Regions from separate parts of the Homo sapiens genome. Here regions 1 and 3 are each linked to region 2. The links are chromatin contacts, found by Hi-C or POLR2A ChIA-PET in ENCODE. All regions are on one chromosome and are shown on one strand. The core of a region is the stretch at or near the end of the contact, and the rest is flanking DNA. Distances in the headings are between cores, read along the strand shown.

Region 1 (4,094 bases), core at 811-3,310, 810 kb after region 2:
AATTATTTGGCCTCTCAGAACCTCGGTTTCCTCATCTGTAAAATGAACAGATTGTCCAGACTATTTCACAGGGTTTTTGAAAATGTCAGAGGAGATCATTATGATATGTGAAAATATTTTAAATTGCATTATCTATTATGTAAATGTAAGATGGAAATTTAAAGGAAACACATACACAGTTTTTTCATGGGTTGAGATCTCTTGCTATTGGTCAGCAGAGCCTCAGGAATGCAAGTAGACAATGAATTAGATAACTGCTTATACTGATTCCCTGCATTGGCAGGGAAAAGGCCAATGCAAATTATCAGGATGTACTGTGTGGACTACCAATCTTATCTTAGATCAGTGATACAACAATCCAACTAAATGCTCCTAAGTGGACACCTCATAAAATAATTATTGTATGGCATTTGTCAAAATTTTAAATGCTTTACAGCTCCTTTGTTTGTTCTTGTTTTGTCTGTGGGATTTCATTTCTAGGAAAATAACTAAATGGACTAAGTTTAAAAAAAAAAAACACCAATCATGTACATTACTAAGGGCAGACAGTCCATCTTCTGGATATTTCTGAAGATGCTCAATAAACGTTAATCAAAGTAGGTAATGATTCCCAACATGGGCTATTGTGTCTTCCACGTTTATTTTCTACACTTGATGTTAGCCAAAAGGCCAAGGAGCAATTCCATTTTCTTTCTTTCCTTCTTTCTTTTCTGAGACAAGTCTCACTCCGTCGCCCAGGCTGGAGTGCAGTGGCGCCATCTCAGCTCACTGCAACCTCCATCTCCCGGGTTCAAGCAATTCTCTGCCTCAGCCTCCTGAGTGGCTGGGATTACAGGCGCCCGCCACCAAGCCCAGCTAATTTTTTTGTATTTTTAGTAGAGACGGGGTTTCACCATCTTGGCCAGGCTGGTCTTGAACTCCTGACCTCGTGATCCACCCGCCTCAGCCTCCCAAAGTGCTGGGATTACAGGTGTGAGCCACCGCGCCTGGCCGTTTATTTTAATATATTCTTCAGCTCTGAATATTTGCTAGTATCCCAGTAATAGTTTGTTAAATCAATAAACGTGTTGACATACATGCATAGCATAATGTCTGGCACACAGTAGGTACTCCATTGAATGAATGCATGAATTATTACCGTGTCAATTTGCTTGTCTATTTGCAAATGTTAATAGTTAATTTGATCCCTAAAGTGTTTGTGAACTTAAAACACACACATACGCACTTTCCCTGACAACGCTTATCTGCTAACCCCTTAATTATGTTCATCTGAGACTGGACCAAAACATGTTGTTTTATTCAATTTAAATACCAAATTCAAATTTATTTTGAATATAGCTTAGAACACATTCAATGTTTGCTAAAATAATAATAATAATAATAATAATAATAATAATAATAATACCATGTACATTCAGTTAGCCAGACAATTACTCCAGCCCAAATACCCTGCTATGGGACATGAACCGGATGTCTGCCCGGCACACATTCATCAGGTGACCCCTAAAACTTCTTCTCTAAGGTCCACACTGTCTAATAGCCAAGTTGAAATCTTTCCTCGAAATTTTCCTCTCTAGTGTCTCAGTGCCCCAGGTGTCATCAAGGTGTCAAAGGCGCTTGGGAGTGCCTGCAAACCGCCCCATCCCCGGAGACACAGCCTCATTCCCCGCCCTCGCGCCTAGGCGGCCGGTGGGCGGGCCCAGCGAAGGGCCTTGTGGCTGTTTCCTATTGGGGCTTGGTTGCTATGGTGTCACTCGCCTTTAAACTCGTGGGTACATCTTTCGGAAATTAAAGGAGAATTACTTCCAGGGCTGCCCATACTTGCCATGGCCGACTCAGTAGTCACTAACTTCAACAAAAATAAAACTGTTGCAATAGTATTCTATTAAAGCTTCTTTAACTGCTTAAACTTGCGGTTTTGACATGGTACCTATCCTTTCTTCCCTTTTCAAAAGATTCGCTATAGAGTCTTTCTCTACATGCCAGTCTCCAAAATGGCGCGGACGGCATCAGAAGGTCAGAGGTGAGTCACGTGGGTCCCCCCGGTTCCGGCGCGGTTGAGGCCTTCGGTGGTGAACGAGTCTCCAGCACCATGTCTGGTTTGTCTGGCCCACCAGCCCGGCGCGGCCCTTTTCCGTTAGCGTTGCTGCTTTTGTTCCTGCTCGGCCCCAGATTGGTCCTTGCCATCTCCTTCCATCTGCCCATTAACTCTCGCAAGTGCCTCCGTGAGGAGATTCACAAGGACCTGCTAGTGACTGGCGCGTACGAGATCTCCGACCAGTCTGGGGGCGCTGGCGGCCTGCGCAGCCACCTCAAGGTGCGGCATTGGGCGACGTGGGGCCGGGAGGGAAGACGGCAGGCTTAGGCGAGGGGAGGCTCGGGTTCGGGGGAGTCGGGCCGGCGGAGGCCTGGGAGTTGTTCTGGCCTCCCGGGAGCGCAAAGGACGTGCGGTGGAGCCCGCCCCCTCACCCCGCTGGTTGCCTGTCGCGGGGCGGGGCGGGTCACCAACGCCTGGGAACCCCAAGAAGGGCTGCGAGGCTTTGGCGGATGTGGTGACACCTGAGCTGGGGCGGTTGTCAACGTCCTATACCAGTTTTGGTCTCAGATACATTGAACCGTAATTTGGTTCTCCAAATAAATGTTGGGGTGTTGAATATTTATACGGATTGGCATCATAAGATACCGCGATACCTGCAGGAAAGTAAAGGAGACAGAGCTAACCGTGATTAATAAAATGTTATTTATTGAGCATCTGCTGTGTCAGTTACTGTGCTACTTTGCATATATTACCATTTGGTTCATGCACTACCCTATGAAGTAGGTAGGTACTGTTAGCCCCATTTTACAAATGAGGAAACTGAGACTCAGAGGTAGGATAAACTAGTAAGTGTCACAGATGGAATAGATTCTTTTTTTTTTTTCAAAATTATTATTATACTTTAAGTTCTAGGGTACATGCGCACAACTTTCAGGTTTGTTACATATGTATACATGTGCCGTGTTGGTGTGCTGCACCCATTAACTCGTCATTTACATTAGGTATGTCTCCTAATGCTATCCCTCCCACCTCCCCCCACCCCACGACAGGCCCCGGTGTGTGATGTTCCCCACCCTGTGTCCAAGTGTTCTCATTGTTCAATTCCCACCTATGAGTGAGAACATGCGGTGTTTGGTTTTCTGTCCTTGCGATGGAATAGATTCTTACTTAGTTTGGTAGTTAAGTATGTTGAGGGAAAAGCGCTGCAACCTTATTCCTTCCTTGTTTTAAATTTGTAATTTCTGTAGTTGATTAAAGTCGATTATTGGTTACAAAATGGTCTCAGTCTCTAGTCCTTTTTCTTTGGTATGCCAGAATCTGGACTTGGCTCTTTTATGTAAATACCAACTATGCTCTTGGATGGTGACAACTACTGCCATAATACCAGTTTGATTCTGTTTTGTAGCTAAGAGTAGCCTGGCCTGGTCTTTGAGACATTAATATAATTTGATATCTGTCAGTATTTGGTTGCATTTTAGGTAATTTTATTCATTCACAATAAGCAAAGTGTCTTTTTTTTTCTTTGTAACACAATGGGGCTTTTGTTATACTAAATAGAAACATTTTTACTTTTTTTTTTTTTTTTTTTTTTTTTGAGACGGAGTCTTGCTCTGTCGTCCAGGCTGGAGTGCTGTGGCGCGATCTCGGCTCACTGCAGCCTCTGCCTCCCGGTTTCAAGCAATTCTCCTGCCTCAGCCTTCCGAGTAGCTAGGACTACAGGCGCCAGCCACCACACCCAGCTAATTTTTGTATTTTAGTAGAGATGACGGTTCACCATGTTGGCCAGGATGGTCTTGATCTCTTGACCTCGTGATCTGCCCGCCTCGGCCTCCCAAAGTGCTGGGATTACAGCCGTAAGCCACCGCGCCTGGCCTCGTTTTTACTTTTTAAAAGGGTTTCAGATATAATAAGACCATAACTTATGTTAAAGTAGTGGAACCCAGTAGTGTGGTAATACATGTAATTTATTTCTACTTTATTTGGGAGAGACAAACTATTTTCAGGGCAATTAATCTGTGACCCATCATTTTATTATTCTGTTTGGGTATCAAACTCT
Region 2 (3,638 bases), core at 977-3,476:
ATGAAAATCATTATCAAACAGGCTTTTGGAAAGAATTCCTAAATTCCATGGTAAATGGAAAACAGCATTTGCTCTGATATGTACAGTAACTGGGTTTGCCTTTACAGACATTAAGGGAAATCTAGTACAAGAATTTTGAGACATTATCTTTGGAAATCAGAGCACTTCAAAATTCTTGGCCATCAAATGAATCATTTGCAGGTGTTTCCCAAGGCCCTCCGGTGGAGACTCTGCCTCTAAGGCTTCCCAGCACATAAACAAAACTTTATTTAGTCAGACTCTTGGGTGCTGAAATATTTATACTTTTGCTTACTTTGTTTAAAAAAAACAGCATTAATATAAGCACTTTTAGATCTCATTTAATGTGGCTTCCTTTGATTCTCACAATAATGGACAGAAACTGAGACTGCTGTCATTTTACAAAGGAGGAAACTGAGGCCTAGGAAGGTGATGAAGTGGCTGACATAAACCTAGGAGCAAAGCCTTCTGATTTCAGATCCTGGGTTTCCTGGGTGCTTTCCACTCTACCCTGCTGAAACTTGTTTTAAGATGTTCTAAGGACTGACTGCCCCACTAAACTGAGAGGGGTTACAGAAGAGCTCGTAAAAACTCTTATGCAATGTCGACACTTCAAATTGTAGTGTCATTTAGGTTTCAGGGATGGTGGAAACAATCTTTCTGATAATAAGCAGCTTATTTTCTTCTCAAGTCAGACAATTCCATCCCTTCACCATGGTTGCCCTTTTCCATTTGTCACAGCACTGAGTATCTGAATACAGCATCCTACATATGGCGGTTGTGCTAAAACAAAAATTCAATGATCTTGTCGCTAAATGCTGTTCACAGGTGTTTTCTCTAATAATTTTTAAGTATTTCAAGGTTTTAAACTTTTTGAAGACCCTGTATAGATCCATAGGGTAGAAAAACTTCTTTACTGCCTGATTTTTGTGTATGTTAAATGTAGTCTATTTATTGCCCATCTTCTCCCACTACAACATAATCACATGAGGGCAGGAACTTTGCTTTATTCATTGCTGTATCTCCAGCACCTAGGACACTGCCTGATACACAGTAGGGGCTCAATAAATATTTGTTGAATGAATGAATAACTACATTCACATCCCCAGGTACTAAAAAACATTCACGTATCAGCAGGCCTGGTGACCTTCAAAACACTTAGAGATTTCACAGCAGACACTAAAGACTTGCTCTGGGGCCCAATCTTTTAGTAAGTGCGATCCTAACCAGTTTTAAAGATAAAAAGGCCTGATGGGGGTTACAAAGGAGGAAGGTAGACACTGAACTTGGGTCTTGAATCTAGCTCCATTATTTACTAACTATAACGCTGGGTAAACCACAGCCTCATAGGCAGCAGTAGCTAACCTCTTCTGACCTCTTCCGTGATAACATATGCCAAGCACTGAGTTACACGCTTCCCATGTATTGTTGCATTTCCTTTTCACTGTAACACCTCCATTCTAGGCATAAGGAAACCAAGGCTCGGAAAGGTTAAATCGTTTTTTAGGTTTTTTTTTTTTTTTTGAACCCAGGCAACAGCTCTATGCTCCATCTGGCCTCAGTGCCTGAGCACCTAATCACTCCCTCACGTTACAAATCGGTCTTGGTTTCCTTAACTACTGAGGTAACTGAGGTTAACTCCCACCTCCCCACGGGGATTACCGGGAAGAAAGGCCGTCCCTGCCTGCCTCCCTTCCATGCATAAAACAGTGCGGCTTTTGCAGGAACTTCTGCGACGAGGTGTCCCAAAGGAAAAACTCTAGGATGGGAGCGAGTGCGACCCCGGCCGGGGCTCCCCTATCACCCTGTGATCGATCTGTTCTGGGGAAGTTCGCACTCGGGGCTCTAGAAAACGGAGAAAGGCTCGGAAATTTCCCACGGTCCTAGACGCCGGCGGGGACAGGGTGTTTTCTACTTTCTGAGGATTTTAAAGAAAGCAAACCCCAGGCCAGCAGCGGCGGAGCCCACAGTGGCCTGGGGGCGGGGCGGTGAGGCTGCCTCCTTCTGGGCCTCACCCGGCGCGGCGCGAGGCCTGCCGCCCTGAGTCGCCTCAGAGAAGTCGGGGCCGGCGGGGTCGCTCCTCCCCACCCGCCAAATCCTGGCCCCCAAGGCCCCCGAATTGGTCCTCACGGAGGTAGCCAAGCTGTAGCGAAGCTCCTCGTCCAAGTCGAGCAAATCCTCCATCTCCGCGGCCGCCTGACGTCACTTCCTGGAAACCGACTGGCCCAGACGCGTCCCTGCTAACAGCCCCGCCCCTCCACCCCAATTTTTAAAGGGTACGCAGCATGGTTCCTGGATTCTGTGTGCCATCCTCCAAACTACCGAATCTTTCTTAAATCTGCCTTGCTTGACATCTGGAAGCAACCTCCGGTTATTAAAACTCGCCAACGCTGCTCCTGCGAGACGGTAAAATAATTTGGTCGTTAGGAACTGTCTGTATTTGTAGCTCTGTTTAAATATATCAATATATTAAGTGCAAAGCACTACTACTGCTATACTGATGCCTCCCACTTGTACAGCTCTTTGCAAGGTACAGAAGGCCGTCACAGTTATTGGCTTAACGTGAGGGGCATTAACAACCTTGTGTGGGAAGCAAGATAAGTGGTATTGTTTCCATTTGACAGATGAGAAAACAGGGAATCAGGTGTAATAAATGGTTTACCATGAATTATGGAAACTGCAATATACATAATCTCTGCCTTCAAGAAGTTTACAGAGAGGCTGAATCAACACATCAAATAGCTGAGTAGTAATAACTTTCAAAAGTACAAATATTCAATATCTCATTAAATCCCAATAATCCCGCAAAGTGAGTAGCAGTAGTATCTCTAACACAACAATAAAGCACACTGAGGTACAAAGAAGGGGCTTGAGGAAAATCACCTAAGTGCCAAGCAGCAGAGCCAAATGCCCTTCTGACACCAGACATTACTGGAGTATTTATCTCCAGCACATACTACTGGGTGCCAGCCATTCTCCTAGGCTGGCAGAGGGAGATGTACCACAAATTCCCAGCCTAATGGGGCATTTAAGTTGCGTCTTTGTTGACTCTTCATATGAGATCTCCAAGTCAATATCACTGGCCAGGTCCCTGACACTGGTTGGCTGAGATCCATAGGAGATGGGCTGATAGCCCTGAAAGCAAACAACATTCCAGTATTATGTTGAGGGGAAGGCCTGGATGGACACAGGTTAAAAGCAAGGATTCGGAAGTGGGAGTAGCACCCCTGAAACCTCATTGCAAGCATTTCTTAAATATCCAGTAAATCACTCAGTTCAGTCACACATGTTACTGGATAGGACTGTGTGTTAGCATGCCTGTGACAGCAAGAGCACTGGCCTGGATATCAGAAGAGCTGTGTTCTCATCTTAGCTCTCCTGAAAACTACCTGTGTAGTCAGAGCAGAGCCCTTTCCGCTATCAGTTTCCTCCCTTGTAATTACTTTAGAGATTATCTCTAAGATCCTTTGTTAACTTGCTTCTCAGTGAGAATACTTTGTTAGATTTTAATCTGAAGAAACACTCATTGCCAAAAATCCAAGACAGATGAAATATAGGCTCCAATGAATCCCTTGTTCCCTTCTTCTTCGGCACCAGATGAGGAAGAAGGGATTAATCTT
Region 3 (3,562 bases), core at 122-2,621, 560 kb after region 2:
TGCACCCCTACCCCTCGACAACCTCCTTTGAAGGGAGGAGCAGAGGAGAGCCTTCTAAGCTGGGCTGGGCAAGGGAGAGGCTGGTTACCTACAGGAGCCTGCTTGCCTCCTTATATAACCTGGCGTGGGAGACAGGAGAGCCCAAAGGGGACCCCGGCCACCCCTAGATCCCCTCCCAGCCCAGAGCTCCGAAGCAATGGCCATGAGAGAAGCTGCCTTCATTGGATGGAAATCCCGAGCCCTTCTCAATACTCTCCTCCGGGTCCGGGTCCTCCGGGAGTCGCGCTTCCTCACTGCCAGGAGGTCCTTGTCATCCCTCCACAATCTAACCCCGACCCCAACCCCGCACCTCCCTGGCCCTTCACCCTCCACCTCCACCCGCACAGCCCATCTCCGCGGGCACTTTTCTCCCCACTCACCCCGCCTTCCCCGCCGCCCGAGGAGAGCACCTCCCTGCAAACGGACGGGGGAGGAGAGCGCGGGAGGGAGAAGGAGGGAGCACCCCGGCTGTCCAGGGAGCGGACGGAGCCTCCCGTCCCGGGGCGGGAACCAAAAGGAAGCCTCAGGCTGCCGGGCGCCTCGCGGGAGGGGCCCGGCTGCAGCGCCCGGCGCGGGGAAAGCTCGAGGTCCCTGGGCTGCGGGAGCCTCCCCGCGGGGCTGGGCTGGGGCTCCTCGCGCTCCGCCCGTGCGGGGGCGGCCGTCCCAGGTGCCCGCGCCGCGCCCTGCCCCGCCCCGCCCGTCCCGGCGCCCCCAGCGCGCGCCCTCGCACCCACCGTGCAGAAGGTGCGGGGGGAGGCGGCGCCCCCGGGGCCGGGGCCCGGCTGCAGGCGCCGTGCCCGCTCCGCGCCGCTGCCGCCCGGCCGCGGAGCTCCGCCCGGTGCCCAGGCCTGTCCCGGCCCGGGAGCCGCCGCGGCGCCAGCCCCGCCGCCGCTGCAGCGTCCGCCGCCGCCAGCGCCCCCCGTCGCGGCCGCCGAGCGTCCCTCCCGCAGGCTGTGGCGGGCGGCGGGACGGGTTGCATCAGCCCCGGCTATATAGCGGCCCCTGGGCGGCGGGGAGGGGTCGGGAATGCGGAACCGGCCGAGCTGCCAGCTCCAGACGTCAGAGGGGGACGGAGAGGAAGGGAAGGAGGGGACCGGGGAGGAGGGGGTGTGGAGCCGGCGCTTCACACCCACTGACCTTAACCTCCCCCGCCGCCTTGGGCGCCCTCCTCCCGCGGCCGCTCGCGCTCCTCTCCCCGCGGGGGCGTCCCGGGTTCCATGCAGTCCCCCGGCTCCGCCACCCCACGGTGCAGGAGCGCTCGAGAAAGCAGGACGCGGCGAGCGGTTATGTAAGCGCACCCCCCGCGCACCGCCGCCCGGCTTGTGCCCGCCAGGCAGCAGCAGCCGCAGCCCTAGGAGAGAGACGCGAGAGGCCGGAGCCGGGGGAAAAGTCAAAAGCCCCTTCACGCACAGCCTGTGTTAACCATGTACCTCAGTCCCGGCGCTTCCCCCACAAACTGAGAGCGACAGGGAGAATTTCCGCACAGTTTCATCCTTGGACACTTCAGGACTGAGCGGGTGAGGAGGCGATCTCGCCAGCCTGCTTTATTTTTCGGTGGAGAAGGATGGGCTGAGATGAAGGCATTTGGGGACTCCTACCCCTACCCACCGGCCCCCGCCAGCGCCCTTAGGCCCCGAGACGGCTGGCTGCACCAGCCTGACCTCTGCTAGGGCTGCAGCCTGAGACCGCGGCTTGCTCTACTGCTGGCGCAGTTTGACCCTTGGGCTTGTACCCTGCTCCAGCGGGCTTCTCCTTTCCACTCCGGACACAGCAGTGAGCAGACCCAGCCCTCAGCAGACCCCAAGTGGCCTTCTTCCCCGTTCCAGCTTCAATAGCCAACCCCACTCCCACCTTCCATCCTTCTAGAGAGGAAATGGTGAAGGGGACTCCAGAGGGAAGGCGACATCCATGGTGCCCTCCAGTATACAAAGGCAGAGACACAGAGCCCTCAGGTAGAACGGGGTTCCCTAGATGGCATCTCCTACCTCCAGAGCTCCTGGGTACCCATCGAGCCCCCTACCTTCTGCCTAAGCCAGATAGGAGTGACGATTTTTATACTCAGCGACTTTCGGCCTCCTTCTGAGAGTGATGTCAGGTCATCACCCATAGAAGAAAGGAAGTGAAAGAAAAAGTTCATGCCTTCTTGGAGTGCAGATGCTCAGAGTGAAAGAAACAACAAGACTTGAGACAGATGGGTGCCATTGAGCAAACCCGAACATGCATGTCTCTCTCATGTGAGTGAGTGCATGAGACTTTATTCTCCTTATTTCCCCAGTGCAGTGAAATCTTTCTGGATAAAAGAAGTGGGCTAATGGAAGGAGAGACAGACCAAGTCCCAATGACATTGCCTGACCATTTTCACCTTCGCCATCAGCAGTCTCCCTCACAGCATTGGTGTGGGCAGGTAAGAAGAAAGCAAGGCCCTGAAAGAATATACATTGGAAAATGAGCAGTAATTTGATACTCTTGTGGAAGAGCATGACTCTTCGCCCCAGAAAGGCCAATGACACCTTTACTACAGCGTAAAGATCAAAGCCAGGGACTGTGAAACTGCCTCATGATGTTTCTCCCATGAGACCTGTGTCTGGATGTTTATATGGAACAAAACATGGAACAGAGGCAATAGTACTTGATGTGTCTTCAGCTGGGGCTTTGGATAAACTAAACTGATCTATATTCAGGGACTAATAATTAGGGTGTGTGGTTAGAGCGCGTCCTCTCTAGGGCCTGTTTTGGACTGTGGCTGGGCCACCAGCAGTCCTACTGGGCCTTTGCTTCCCCCACAAATTAAATATGTTACAGGGGTGGCACCAAGGGGTGACTTGGGAGGCCTTTAGTCCCCTCTACCTCTCTATAATCTCCATTAGATCTTCTCTGTTATTTGCTATTGATGCTTTTCAGTTTCATATAGGACGCTATAAGAACACAGCTTCAAGGCCTCCCTTCCGCCACATACTCCCTACTAGGCCCCTCTACGTAGTCACTGCCTCTGGGAGTGGCTAGAGGGAGAAGCCATAAACTGGGTCCTTTATGCAGACATTGGATGCTGGATGGAGCTGATTTACCACTGGCTCTTAGGGACAGACAAGTGACTCAGCCTAAGGCAGTTTGAATTTAAGTTTCCTATCACAACTAGAAAAGTCCTGATTAACACGCCCAGCCCTAGTCAATGGGCTGATTGAGAGATCGTCACATATCCCAAGAAAATCTCACAAGACTGGGAATTTTGTGGATCTGCTGGAAAGAGAAGCTGCCAGAAGCCCCACGTGAAAGGGAACTACTGAGAGTGAAGCTAATGGGAGGAAAAGTAGAGCCAAGCCACGGAGGGAAAGACAGATCAAGTTCCAATGACATTGCCTGAGTTCCTGAATTCAGTCATGCCTGACATCATCCTGACCTCTGCAGGTTTTAGCTATAGGAATCAGTAAATTATGTCTTACCCAAGGCAGTTTGAATTTGGGTTTCCTATTACTTGCAATTAGAAAAGTCCTAATTAATACAGTGGGTTTTGCATCTCTGACTT

The links. Hi-C counts contacts between places; a loop is a spot of excess contacts on that map. ChIA-PET counts read pairs that join two places held with the same protein, here RNA polymerase II (POLR2A). Pooled maps may share reads with other maps.
Region 1: a loop to region 2 is called in a pooled map, with 12 times the contacts of the local background. The contact joins the promoter of TMED10 here to the promoter of IFT43 in region 2. A Hi-C loop is called at or near these places in 1 of 168 maps with a recorded cell type or tissue (GM12878), 1 of 37 single-sample maps with no recorded cell type and 6 of 50 pooled maps. POLR2A ChIA-PET finds 5 or more read pairs at or near these places in 1 of 52 experiments (PC-9).
Region 3: a pooled map shows a loop between it and region 2 (3-fold over the local background). The contact joins the promoter of JDP2-AS1 here to the promoter of IFT43 in region 2. A Hi-C loop is called at or near these places in 7 of 50 pooled maps. POLR2A ChIA-PET finds 5 or more read pairs at or near these places in 2 of 52 experiments (BJ and naive thymus-derived CD4-positive, alpha-beta T cell).

Annotation. Positions count from the first base shown.
Region 1 is chr14:75,174,578-75,178,671 of GRCh38, reverse strand. It overlaps TMED10 (transmembrane p24 trafficking protein 10), which reads left to right and starts at 2,060. Exons shown (of 5, transcript NM_006827.6): 1 at 2,060-2,317. The coding sequence starts at 2,093. RefSeq lists enhancers at 1,910-2,149, 1,664-2,236.
Region 2 is chr14:75,984,351-75,987,988 of GRCh38, reverse strand. IFT43 (intraflagellar transport 43) reads right to left here and starts at 2,226. Exons shown (of 9, transcript NM_001102564.3): 1 at 2,149-2,226. The coding sequence starts at 2,202. RefSeq lists a silencer at 1,936-2,245 and an enhancer at 2,072-2,573.
Region 3 is chr14:75,425,464-75,429,025 of GRCh38, reverse strand. JDP2-AS1 (JDP2 antisense RNA 1) reads left to right here and starts at 1,371. Exons shown (of 2, transcript NR_184172.1): 1 at 1,371-1,556; 2 at 2,315-3,562. It overlaps JDP2 (Jun dimerization protein 2), which reads right to left and starts at 1,004. Exons shown (of 4, transcript NM_001135048.2): 1 at 774-1,004. RefSeq lists silencers at 356-525, 586-765, 1,016-1,285 and enhancers at 951-1,508, 1,476-1,535, 1,556-1,885, 2,136-2,235.